2 separate regions of the Homo sapiens genome follow, and region 1 is linked to region 2. A link is an interaction called in ENCODE POLR2A ChIA-PET data of the cell type or tissue named here. Cell type or tissue: GM12878. All regions are shown on one strand. Each heading gives the region's core, and the rest is flanking DNA. Links, peaks and the distances in the headings are about the cores only. Region 1 overlaps FIRRE (firre intergenic repeating RNA element). Region 2 overlaps ELF4 (E74 like ETS transcription factor 4).

Region 1 (5,375 bases), core at 287-5,286, 1.7 Mb after region 2:
TTCTTGGCTTTAAGTGACTTAATTTTTAAAAGCACTGTATAGGGTTGTTTTTGTTATTGTTTTGCGTTTTGTATTTTAGCCCAATATAATGACTTCTGTCTTTTGAGGAGATAATTGTGTCCACTCACGTTTACTGTAATGAAGAAAACACTTAACTTTATTCCTGCCTTCCTACATTATGTTTATTACTTTTTTTTCCACTTCATTTCTGATGTTTGAGTTGTTGATTATATCTTTTTACCAATTGTTAATTTCCATTAATAGTTACCTTCATTTCTCCATGTCTACCAATAGCCACATATTTTTCTAATGTTGCCCGAAACAAAGTACTATAAAGTCCCCCAAAGCACACTATTTCTTAGCTCAAGGTACCTAATATTCTTCCTCAAAACTAACCCAAGATGTTGTGTCCATTAAAATATGTATTCCAATTCGTCCTTTTATATTTTCCCCACTTAAAAGATTTGTTAAAATTCTTTAATATTTTTATTCTGTACTCATGTTATGTCCTTTGCAGTATAGTCCCTCAATTATGACTATTTAGAGTGCTTATGTCTTCCATTTATGAAGAGTGTAAGGTCTTTATTCCTGTTTCTCCTTCTTCATCCACTTCAGTTCTCTTTTCTGGAATATTCATTTGGCTAGATTTCTTTTTTTTCTTTTTTTTTGAGGCAGAATGTTGTTCTGTCACCTGGGCTGGAGTGCAATGGCGAGATCTCGGCTCACTGCCACCTCTGCCTTCCAGTTTCAAGCGATTCTCCTGCCTCAGCCTCCCGAGTAGCTGGGATTACAGGCGCCCACCACCATGCCAGGCTAATTTTTGTAGTTTTAGTAGAGACGGGGTTTCACCATGTTGGCCAGGCTGCTCTCGAACTCCTGACCTCAGGTGGCCCACCTGCCTCAGCCTCCCAAAGTGCTGGGATTACAGGCGTGAGCCACCGCGCCCGGCCATGGCTAGATATTTATTCAAGTATTATCCTTATACAGGATATGTGGATGATATATTATCTGAAGGTTTCCATATGCACAAGGAACTTCTGTTCAGCCTGACTGATGAATAATTTCTTGGCTGGAGACACACAACGGTTATGTTGTATTCTCTCTCTCCTAATAGTCTATAGATGTTATTCCATTGATACTTGTTTGCCAGTGTTGCAGAGAAGTCAGAATGGAGTCTCATTCCAATATTTCTTTTGTAAGTTTTAATTTTTACCTGGGAAGATTATAAGGTGACTTTTTAATAATTCTAGTATTTTACCAACATATGCTTAGTGCATATCTTTATTCCGTTCTATACCACAGTGAGACTCTACAATCTGGGCCTTCTTCAATTGTGGGAAGTTTTCTTCTACTTGTTGCCTTAAATTTTGCCTTGTTTATTCTGTTTTTTCCCTATTGTAACATCTTTTAGTAATATGTTAAAACCTTAGATCTTTAAGGTTATTAACTTTTCCTTATTTTTCCCATTGCTTTATTTTTTCCTTTGTTTTGAGATATGTTATGCAGTTGATCCTTCTAGCCTGTCATTCAATGTCAGTTGATCTCCCTTTCAAAACTTTTCCTAATGGTTTAGCATTTTCCTAAATAAAGGCTTTTGGGAGGCATCTGAATCTTAATAATTTCATATTTGTTTTTTAATTCAAGTTGTCATTTTTCTCATCTAGCTACTGTATTTGCTGATTCAAAGGTTGGCTTGTTCAGAGGCTGTTAGGGGCCTAAGGCTGCTTATGCCTCTTAAGTGGGCTACAATTTATTTTGTTGGAGTTATTAAGTAACAAGTAGCTGAAATTCCACAAGTGGTAGAGTATAAAGTGTTCTTTACTCCTGTCAGCTACTGGAATACCACCATCAAGGACAATAGCTAACAAATATCGAACACTTAACCACATACCAGGGAATATTCTAAGGATCTGAATACAAATTCATATATTTATTCTTTACAACATCCTTCTAATGTAAGTAGTATGATTCTAGCCACTTACTTAACGAGGACAGATAGCAAATAAAGTTTTTTTTGTATTTGTTTTTTTTTGTTTTGTTTTGTTTTGTTTTTTTGCGACACAGTCTTGATCTGTTGCCCAGGCTGGAGTGCAGTGGTGTGGTCTCTGCTCACTGCAACCTCCGCCTCCTGGGTTCAAGCGATTCTCCTTGGGTTCAAGCGATTCTCCTTCCTTAGCCTCCTGAGTAGCTGAGGTTACAGGCAACTGCCACCATGCCCAGCTAATTTTCTTTTGTGTTTTTAGTAGAGACGGAGTTTCACCTTGTTGGTCAGGCTGGTCTCGAACTCCTGACTTTGTGATCCGCCCGCCTCAGCCTCCCAAAGCGCTGGGATTACAGGCATGAGCCATCGTGCCCAGCTGCAAAGAAAGTTTAAATACCTTATGCAAAGTCACAGAAGAATAGTTAGAAACAAATTTTAAAATCGGATTAGTCAGGCTTCAGAATTCACATTCTTAAGATCTAGATTAGGCAAACTGTCAGCTCACTTCCAAGGCACTTTGAGGAAGCCTCCCAACTTTTATTGGTTTTCTTGCATTCTCCAAGTCTCAGGTCCAGGGAGGACTCAGGTAACAAATTCAGTTCTATCTTGTATTCTTGGCATAGGGGAACAACTGGCAAAAATAAGTCCGACTCAGTTGACCTTCCAATTATTAGTCCACCTGTTTATCAGGCCAAGCCCTTTCCACAATCTGTTCCTTTTCATTGCAAGCTTTAAAAATTCTGGCCAGGTGTGGTGGCTCGCGCCTGTAATCCCAGCACTTTGGGAGGGTGAGGCGGGAGGATCACGAGGTCAAGAGATCAAGACCATCCTGCCAATGTGGTGAAACCCCTTCTCTACTAAAACAAATACAAAAATTAGCTGGGCTTGGTGGCATGCGCCTGTAGTCCCAGCTACTCAGGAGGCTGAGGCAGAAGAATTGCTTGAACCCAGGAGGCAGAGGTTGCAGTGAGCTGAGATAGCGTCACTGCACTCCAGCCTGGCGAGCAGCTCAAGGGAGAAATTCCCATAAAGACCCCACTTATCCCTAGCTACCTATAGGCCCAAGGACCCCTTTGGCTCAGAAAAAAAAAGATAAATTAGAGTTGGGAATGTAGAAATATACAGTCACATTCAGGTTCTAATGTTTTAATTTTTAAAAATGCCGACGTTGTTTAACTATATTTATGGGTATATGGGTATTCGTTAAGGCTGTTTGCCAAATATTTCAATTACTCCTCCTAGATACTGTTAAGATAGTGGTATTTGGCTAAGGGATGGAGTCAAAACCATAGATCTGATTAAATAAATACCTAACCTACTCCTGAAATCCTGCCAGAATCCTTTATAGGAGAACATAACCAGGACATAGAGCAAAACAGCCAGATTACATAGTCCATACAGATTAGCCATTTGATACACAGAGAAGTAGAGAAAAATGAAGAGTGGATTAAAGAGGAGAAAATAGAAATATCAGGGAAAAAAATCCAACATACGCTATTATGCAATTGGTGTTTAAAGAAAAAATACATACAGATTATAGTAATACGATAGGTCATTTTGTGTTCACTTATCTGAATTCCATATTTTCTAAATATTCTGTATTGAGTCTATTACTTTTAATTTTAAATATTTCTACTTATAAATATTTATATAAATAAAAATATTTCTATTTCTTATAAATAAATAGCTATTTTCATATTTTTAAATTATACTTTTGGATAACTAAAGTACAACTGTCAAAATGCTCATACTATAACCAAGAGAAAAAGTATAAAAGAAAAAATATGCAGGACAATGCCCAATTTTTGTAAACATGTATGTGTATATACAAATTAAAATTTATCGGCCAGGCGCACTGGCTCACACCTGTACTCCCAGCACTTTGGGAGGCCAAGGCGGGCCAATCACCTGAGGTCAGGAGTTCGAGATCAGCCTGGCCAGCATGGCGAAACTCCGTCTCTACTAAAAATATAAAAATTAGCTGGTCACGGTGGCACACGCCTGTAATCCCAGCTACTTGGGAGGCTGAGGCAGGAGAATCACTTGAACCCAGGAAGCAAGAGGTTGCAGTGAGCCGAAATTGCGTCACTGCTCTCTAGCCTGGGTGGCAGAGCAAGGCTCTGTCTCAAAAATAGAAAAAAAAGGCCGGGCACGGTGGCTCATGCCTGTAATCCCAGCACTTTGGGAGGCCGAGACGGGCAGATCATCTAAGGTCGGGAGTTTGAGACCAGCCTGACCAACATGGGGAAACCCCATCTCTACTAAAAAAAAATACGAAATTAGCCGAGTGTGGTGGCACATGCCTGTAATCCCAGCTACTAGGGAGGCTGAGGCAGGAGAATCGCTTGAACCTGGGAGGCGGAGGTTGCGGTGAGCTGAGATTGTGCCATTGCACTCCAGCCTGGGCAACAAGAGCGAAACTCCATCTCAAAAAAAAAAAATTATCAATATATTTAGGTAAATAAAGCATAAAGATGTGATCAGTGTTTGTCTCAAGACTGTGGAATGATAAATAGGGTGAACATTCCTTTCAGTGTGCCTTAGGAAGTCACGGTTCACACAGTTGTCCAACTTGGACAATAAATTATACAATTATCTAAGGAGGATACACAATGTACATTCTCTACCTAACTGCCCAATTAATTATTTAAAATGTGTTGTTTCTTTATTCATTCAAAGCATCGTGTATGTGAAAATTAAAACATGAATATATGAGGCATAAAAATATAAAAGTGTAAGAAAAGGTCATACGATAAAGTTGATAATGTTTTAACATATTAGTTCAAAACCTATGGAACAGCTTAACTCTGATGTCTTTAAATGATAATAGCTAAATATGAGTATTTATTTTGAACATCAAGTTTGAGCAACTGAAATATTTATTAGTGAGTTCTCCATCTGGAAAGACATTTAAAAAGAAGGATGCCATTTTGGTTACTTTCTAAAATATGTGAGCCAGAAAATGGAGTACGCCATAAGAGCCTGGGAAATGAGCCAGGTCAAAGACCACAACGTCTGATGGAGACAGATAGCCAAGCCTCATACAAGCTTTGGAGTTCCAGCAATATCTTTTCCTCATGCACGGACTCCTTGGGACTTGAACCTTGTATCAGAAAACTTGAAAATGGGGAAAATCCTGCATATCTAATGGTGACCGATGAGGAGATCTATGAAGCTGTAGTAGAGGAAACTGAATTACTGAAAAGAAAAGATGCCTAATGAGAGTGGGTGGTTTTAGGCTTCAGTTTGATTGTATATGGAAAGCAAAAGCAAAAGCGCAGCGGTGTGAGCAAGTTTCTTCAAACTGGGCAAGACACAAGGTAGCCATATTTCCTGGTGGCTTTGCCTGTTAGTGGTGGTTTTTTTCAGATGGAATGGGAGGGAGAAGAAGGCC
Region 2 (5,375 bases), core at 180-5,179:
CAGCCTCCCGAGTAGCTGGGATTACAAGCATGTGCCACCACGCCCAGCTAATTTTGTATTTTTAGTAGAGACAGGTTTACTCCATGTTGGTCAGGCTGGTCTCGAACTGCTGAACTCAGGTGATCTGCCTGTCTCGGCCTCCCGAAGTGCTGGGATTACAGGTGTGAGCCACCAGCCTGACCGGCTCACACCTATTGTAATCCCAGCACTTCTTGGGAGGCGTGAGAGCAGAAGGATTGCTTGAGCTCAGGAGTCTGAGACCAACCTGGGCAACATTGTGAGACCCCCATCTCTACAAAAAATACAAAAATTAGGCCGGGCATGGTGGCTTACGCCTGTAATCCCAACACTTTGGGAGGCCAAGGCGGACAGATCACTTGAGGTCAGGAGTTTGAGACCAGCCTGACCAACATGGTGAAACCCCCTCTCTACTAAAAATACAAAATTAGCCAGGCATGGTGATGCACGCCTGTAATCCCAGCTACTTGGGAGGCTGAGGCAGGAGAATCGCTTAAACCCAGGAGATGGAGATTGCAGTGAGCCGAGATCGTGCCATTGCACTCTAGCCTGAGCAACAAGAGCAAAACTCTCTCTCTCTCTACACACACACACACACACACACACACACACACACACACACACACAATTAGCCAGGCGCAGTGGCATGTGCCTGTTGCCCCAGCTACTTGGGAGGCTGAAGTGGGAAGATCACCTGAGCCTGGGGAGGTCGAGGCTGCAGTGAGCCATGATTGTGCCACTGCACTCCATCCTGGGTGACAGAGTGAGACCCTGTCAAAAAAAGAAAGAAGGAAAGAAAAAAGAGTGAAAGGCAGGTAATAAAGTAAAAACAGAGTGTGGAGACTACCCTGGGGGGAAGAAAGGAACTAAAAAGGTATAAAAAGATGCAATTTTGAAGGTGGGGGCAGAAGGGAGGGAAGGTTTTCTTTTAGGGTTGGGACACCTGAAGATGTTCAAAGTTGAGGAAAGAAATCTGAGGTCTAAAAGATACAAGAGGCCAGGCGCGGTGGCTCACGTCTGTAATCCCAGCACTTTGGGAGGGCGAGGCGGGTGGATCACCTGCGGTCAGGAGTTCGAGACCAGCCTGCCCAACATGGTGAAACCCTGTATCTACTGAAAATACAAAAATTAGCTGGGCTTGGTGATGCGTGCCTATAATCTCAGCTACTCCAGAGGCTGAGGCACAAGAATCGCTTGAACCCAGGAGGCAGAGGTGGCAGCGAACCCAGATTGTGCTACTGTGCTGGAACCTGGGTGACAAGAGCGAAACTCCATCTCAAAAAATAAAAATAAAAAATAAAAGATACAAGAGAGAGGAAGTGATGGATGGTTTGAGGTCTTAAGGGATGCAGGAGAGAACAGATTAAGTACAGAGGTTGGGAGTCACCCTTGCAAGGAAAAGTAACATTTCTTTCTCCTGGGCCAGTGGGAAGGAAACAAGAACAGGAGATGTTACAGATAAAAAGAGAGAAGGGAGGGAAATTGAGGGCGTCCTGGGCTTTGAGCTTCTCTGTGGATTGGAGGAGAGGCTGTCCGCTGAGGGTGGAGGGATAGGTTGGAAGGTAAGAACTGCTTCTGTGAAAAACAGCCTCTATGAAGAAAAGAAACAGTTGCTGAGTGGACTAGAAACAAATGGAAAATGACAAGTAGCATTGAGAACTCATGTATGGTAGATTTTTCTTCCTTTCTCCTTGTCTGATGCCTTCCACGAGGCTAGGCACACCACATATGTTCAATAAAATTGAGCTGCTTTAAGGCAAGGAGGTAGACGGAAAGTTCAAAGTGCTCAAAGGCCACTAGGGGGCAGGCTTTGGTAGGCAGCTAGAGATTGGACAGTTTTCCATCCTCACAGGATTTAGAATAGAGAGCATCTGAGTTAGACTGGAATGCCCTTTGGAGATAATCCAGTTGGATCGCCTCTTGGTGAAGATGGGGAAACAGCAGTCAGATAGGATAGGGGTCCAGGCGTGGTGGCTCACGCCTGTAATCCTAGCAGTTTGGGATGCCAAGGTGGGTGGATCACTTGAGGCCAGGAGTTGGAGACCAGCCTGGCCAACATGGTGAAACCCGGTCTCTACTAATAATACACAAAAATTAGCCGGGGATGGTGGCAAGTGCCTATAATCCTAGCTACTTGGGAGGCTGAGGCAGGAGAATGGCTTGAACATGGGAGGCAGAGGTTGCAGTGAGCTGAGAACACGCCACTGGACTCCAGCCTGGGCGACAGAGTGAGACTTCGTTTCAAAAAAAAAAAAAAAAAAATAGGGTAAGGGACAGGACTTGCTCAGGTGACATTGTGGCCAAACTGGGATCGGAACCCAGGGCTCCTGACTCCTAATCTTCCATTCTTTCTACTGTGCCTGGATGCCTCTTCTCTCTCCATTTTATGGAAGAAGGAGAATGGAGGGTAGTGATGAGTCTGCCAGGACACCGTTCAATGGGTACATACATCTAAGTGCACAGAAAACGTGCCAGTGTAGGGAAGGTATGGAGCAGTGGGGACCTCAGTGAGCACCAGAATCCTGTCCTATTTTCCAACTTCCTCCCACCAAAAGACCTCATTTCCAGCTTGTCCTGAATCCTCAGGCTGGGGCCAAAAAGACGACTCTGAAAATGTCAGGGCCTGGACACCAGTCTACAGTTCAGCTGGCAGTGCTCATTCTTGCTATGTGGCTGTCCCCACAGCTTTCTCACTGTGACACTTTGAGAGAAGAGAAGTGGCCGAAAAATGCATCTGATGGTCAGTGTACCCCTTATGCGTTTGGTCCATGTTGCTGACTAACCAACAGCCCAGCTGATGTACTTAGCAGATGTTTGGCTGGCTCAATGATTGCATGTGGGCAACCAGCTCCCTAAATGACTGCCCGGTGACTCCAGACCAGCCTCATGAGTGACTGGCTGGCACGCAGGCTGGCTGGCAAGCAGGGCCAGTGCCCTGAGCATAGTAGGTGCTTGATGGATATTTGCTGATTGGCTAGCTGTGCAGCCAGCTGGCTCCCTGGCTGTCTGCCTGGCTGTCTGTGTCTATCTGATTGTCCACAGGGGCTAACTGTGCTCTGTTCTCTGGGGCCATACCTGGTGGATATCATCATCCATCCCGTTGCTTGCGAACTCAAAGATCAGGTCACTGGGCTGTAGGGTAATAGCCATGCTGTCTTTTCAGAGAGCTGACAACGGGATTATCAGAGCCCTCCAGAGCTGTGGGGCTTTCTTGATGAAGGGACAATACCCAGGTACTTTGGAGCCTAGAGCCTACCCCCTGAGCTGCAGTAAAATAGGGGGTGGAGAGAGCTGGAGTAGGTGGTGGCCTAAGCCAGGCTCAAGGCTGCATTCTGGGCTGGACCAACCACAGGAGCGACCTAGAGAGAAGGGAGAGATGGGGACAGTGAGTAAGTCACCTTCCTTGAGCTCTGTTGCCAGAACTGCCTATGAACCAGAGGGACCCTGCCATGCTAAGGCAGACTGCCAATAGAGGAGTGGCCGAAACGGGAGGATGATGAGAGAAGAAAAGCGACAGAGAAGAAAGAGGTCAGGGAAAGAAAGAAGGAGAGAGGAAGTCAACTGAATGGCCTCCAGTGGGAAGTGGCTGAGTGTTGGTGCCCGTCTGGGTCACCAGCATCGGCATCTCGCACTAGTCCCAAAGATATGCAGCCTCCCTCCCTGCCTCCTCCCCTTCCCCTGGAGAAACTGCCAGATGGAGGAACTTTGCGCTCTCTCCACCCTGAAGACTAATCCCCAGGGGGAGTCAGGGCGCCTGGCCTGGCCTCGTGGACGAGGCAGCAGCATGGAGAATCCCTGTAACTCCCTTGGCTTGGGGAAGAATCGTGTGAGGGGCTGAGTGGGGGCCTGTGGGTATCTGTATACCCACTCTGTAGTGCTCTTCTGACTCTGCCTGGCTCCAGGTGAAGTCAGCCTAATCTTACCTTGGGAGTGGGGGCCAGTTAGCTTTGAGGGGCCACATCTACAGAGGAAGAAGTGGGGGTGGTCACACCCATGCCTGCCTCGCTGTGGGGGTTGTATTGTGTGAGGACCAGCAGTGGCCTTACCCTGCTCTCAGGGATGGGACTCTCAGATGGAGCCAAGCCTCCAGAGAGCCTGGAGACTGGGGGACAGGTGGGCCACATACCCTGTTTTCGTCAGCACCCCCCTCTCACCACTACCGCCGCCACCCACCAGAGAGCGTGGCCTCTGTGCTGTGTGTGGGTTTGTGTTCTTGGTTTAGCTTTGCTTTCAGTTTCAAGAGTGAACTGTCACCCTGGGAACTGGTGAGGAGAGCCCCGACTGGAGGAGGGGCAGGCGGAACCTTCCCCATCCTCTGGGGCTGGCTCAGGCCCCTTTTCCAGGAAATCTTCTGTGTCTGCCGCAGCCCAAACACACCTCCTCTCGCCCCACGTGCCCTCAGCGCTCACGGTGTCACATGGCGTCCGGGCCTGCATTTGTTCCCCCTGTCGCCACTCCTCAGGGCTGTCAGTGCCCGGGCGCCTCATCTGCGTGTTGTGGGTGGTCACACCCAGGCCTGCCTCCCACAGCCCCAGCCCTCCCACCTCCCTCCTCGCCAGCCAGCTCTGCTCCTCCACCCCATCACTGGAGCTTCTCCACTTCCAGGCGCCACGTCTTTGGTCCCCTGGGCTCGGTTCTGAGTGTGTGGATGTGCGTGTGGGTGTGTCCATGCACCATAGCAGAAGCCACACACTGCACTCCACCTCCTTGACACTCCCTTGGCAGTGCCGGGGTGGGCAAACCTTATCCTGGCCCGGAAAGAAATGAGGAACTTCAGAGAGGGGCAAAGGGGAGGAAAGGGAGGGGGACCACGGTGACCTCCCTGATGACCGCTCTCCCCCACAGGAGACACCCAGGCCTCTCCTACTTCCTTTCCGTTAGCCCACAGGGCTGGCCGTGCCTTTGCCCCACCCCCACCCTCACCCTCACCCCCACACCTTTCCACCCACCCCAACAAAAAGTCGGGAGAAGTCGCTCAACTCAACCTCTCAGGTCTGAATTTCCCTTTGGACGAGTGAGAGGCTGAGTACTGGGAGGAGGCGCCTGGGAAACTGCAGCCCTTGCCCCAGGTTCACTCCTCCCACCACCACCCCACCCCCACCAGACCCTGCCTGCGACCCATTCTCCACTGGTCTGTGAAGCCTCCCAAGGCCATTTATGCTTGGAAGGTCTGTCCCCCCTGCCCCCCCAGCCTAAGCGCCCCAAGGCTTGCATTCCACAGCAGCTCCCGCCCTCCCACAGGCCTTCTGCCTGCCCCCAGGAAACATTCTCATACTAATCAAATTAAAGGTGATCACTTTCACCTAATCCCACTTTGTCTAAACATGAAACTCCTGTGTGTGTCCCTTCCCCCAAGG

Evidence for each region. Peaks named below come from ENCODE experiments on the same cell type or tissue, not always from the same donor. Only the 100,000 strongest peaks of a DNase experiment are listed, where the experiment ranks them.
Region 1: POLR2A ChIA-PET joins it to region 2 with 5 read pairs; 1 of 35 experiments calls an interaction of 5 or more read pairs at or near these places.

The regions. Positions count from the first base shown.
Region 1 is chrX:131,807,973-131,813,347 of GRCh38, forward strand. All of the region lies in intron 2 of FIRRE (firre intergenic repeating RNA element), which reads right to left. Among named protein-coding and RNA genes, the nearest start is that of FIRRE, 20 kb to the right of the region's middle. RefSeq lists an enhancer at 5,089-5,358. In GM12878, for the core only: no CTCF peak of the experiment used is centred there; no DNase peak of the experiment used is centred there; H3K4me3 peaks cover 675 bases; H3K27ac peaks cover 743 bases.
Region 2 is chrX:130,078,163-130,083,537 of GRCh38, forward strand. It overlaps ELF4 (E74 like ETS transcription factor 4), which reads right to left. Exons shown (of 9, transcript NM_001421.4): 2 at 3,094-3,377. The coding sequence starts at 3,168. Among named protein-coding and RNA genes, the nearest start is that of ELF4, 30 kb to the right of the region's middle. RefSeq lists a silencer at 1,693-1,987 and enhancers at 3,932-4,081, 4,232-4,461, 4,892-4,941. In GM12878, for the core only: CTCF peaks have their summits at 1,812 (motif pointing right) and 4,190; no DNase peak of the experiment used is centred there; H3K4me3 peaks cover 1,418 bases; H3K27ac peaks cover 2,001 bases.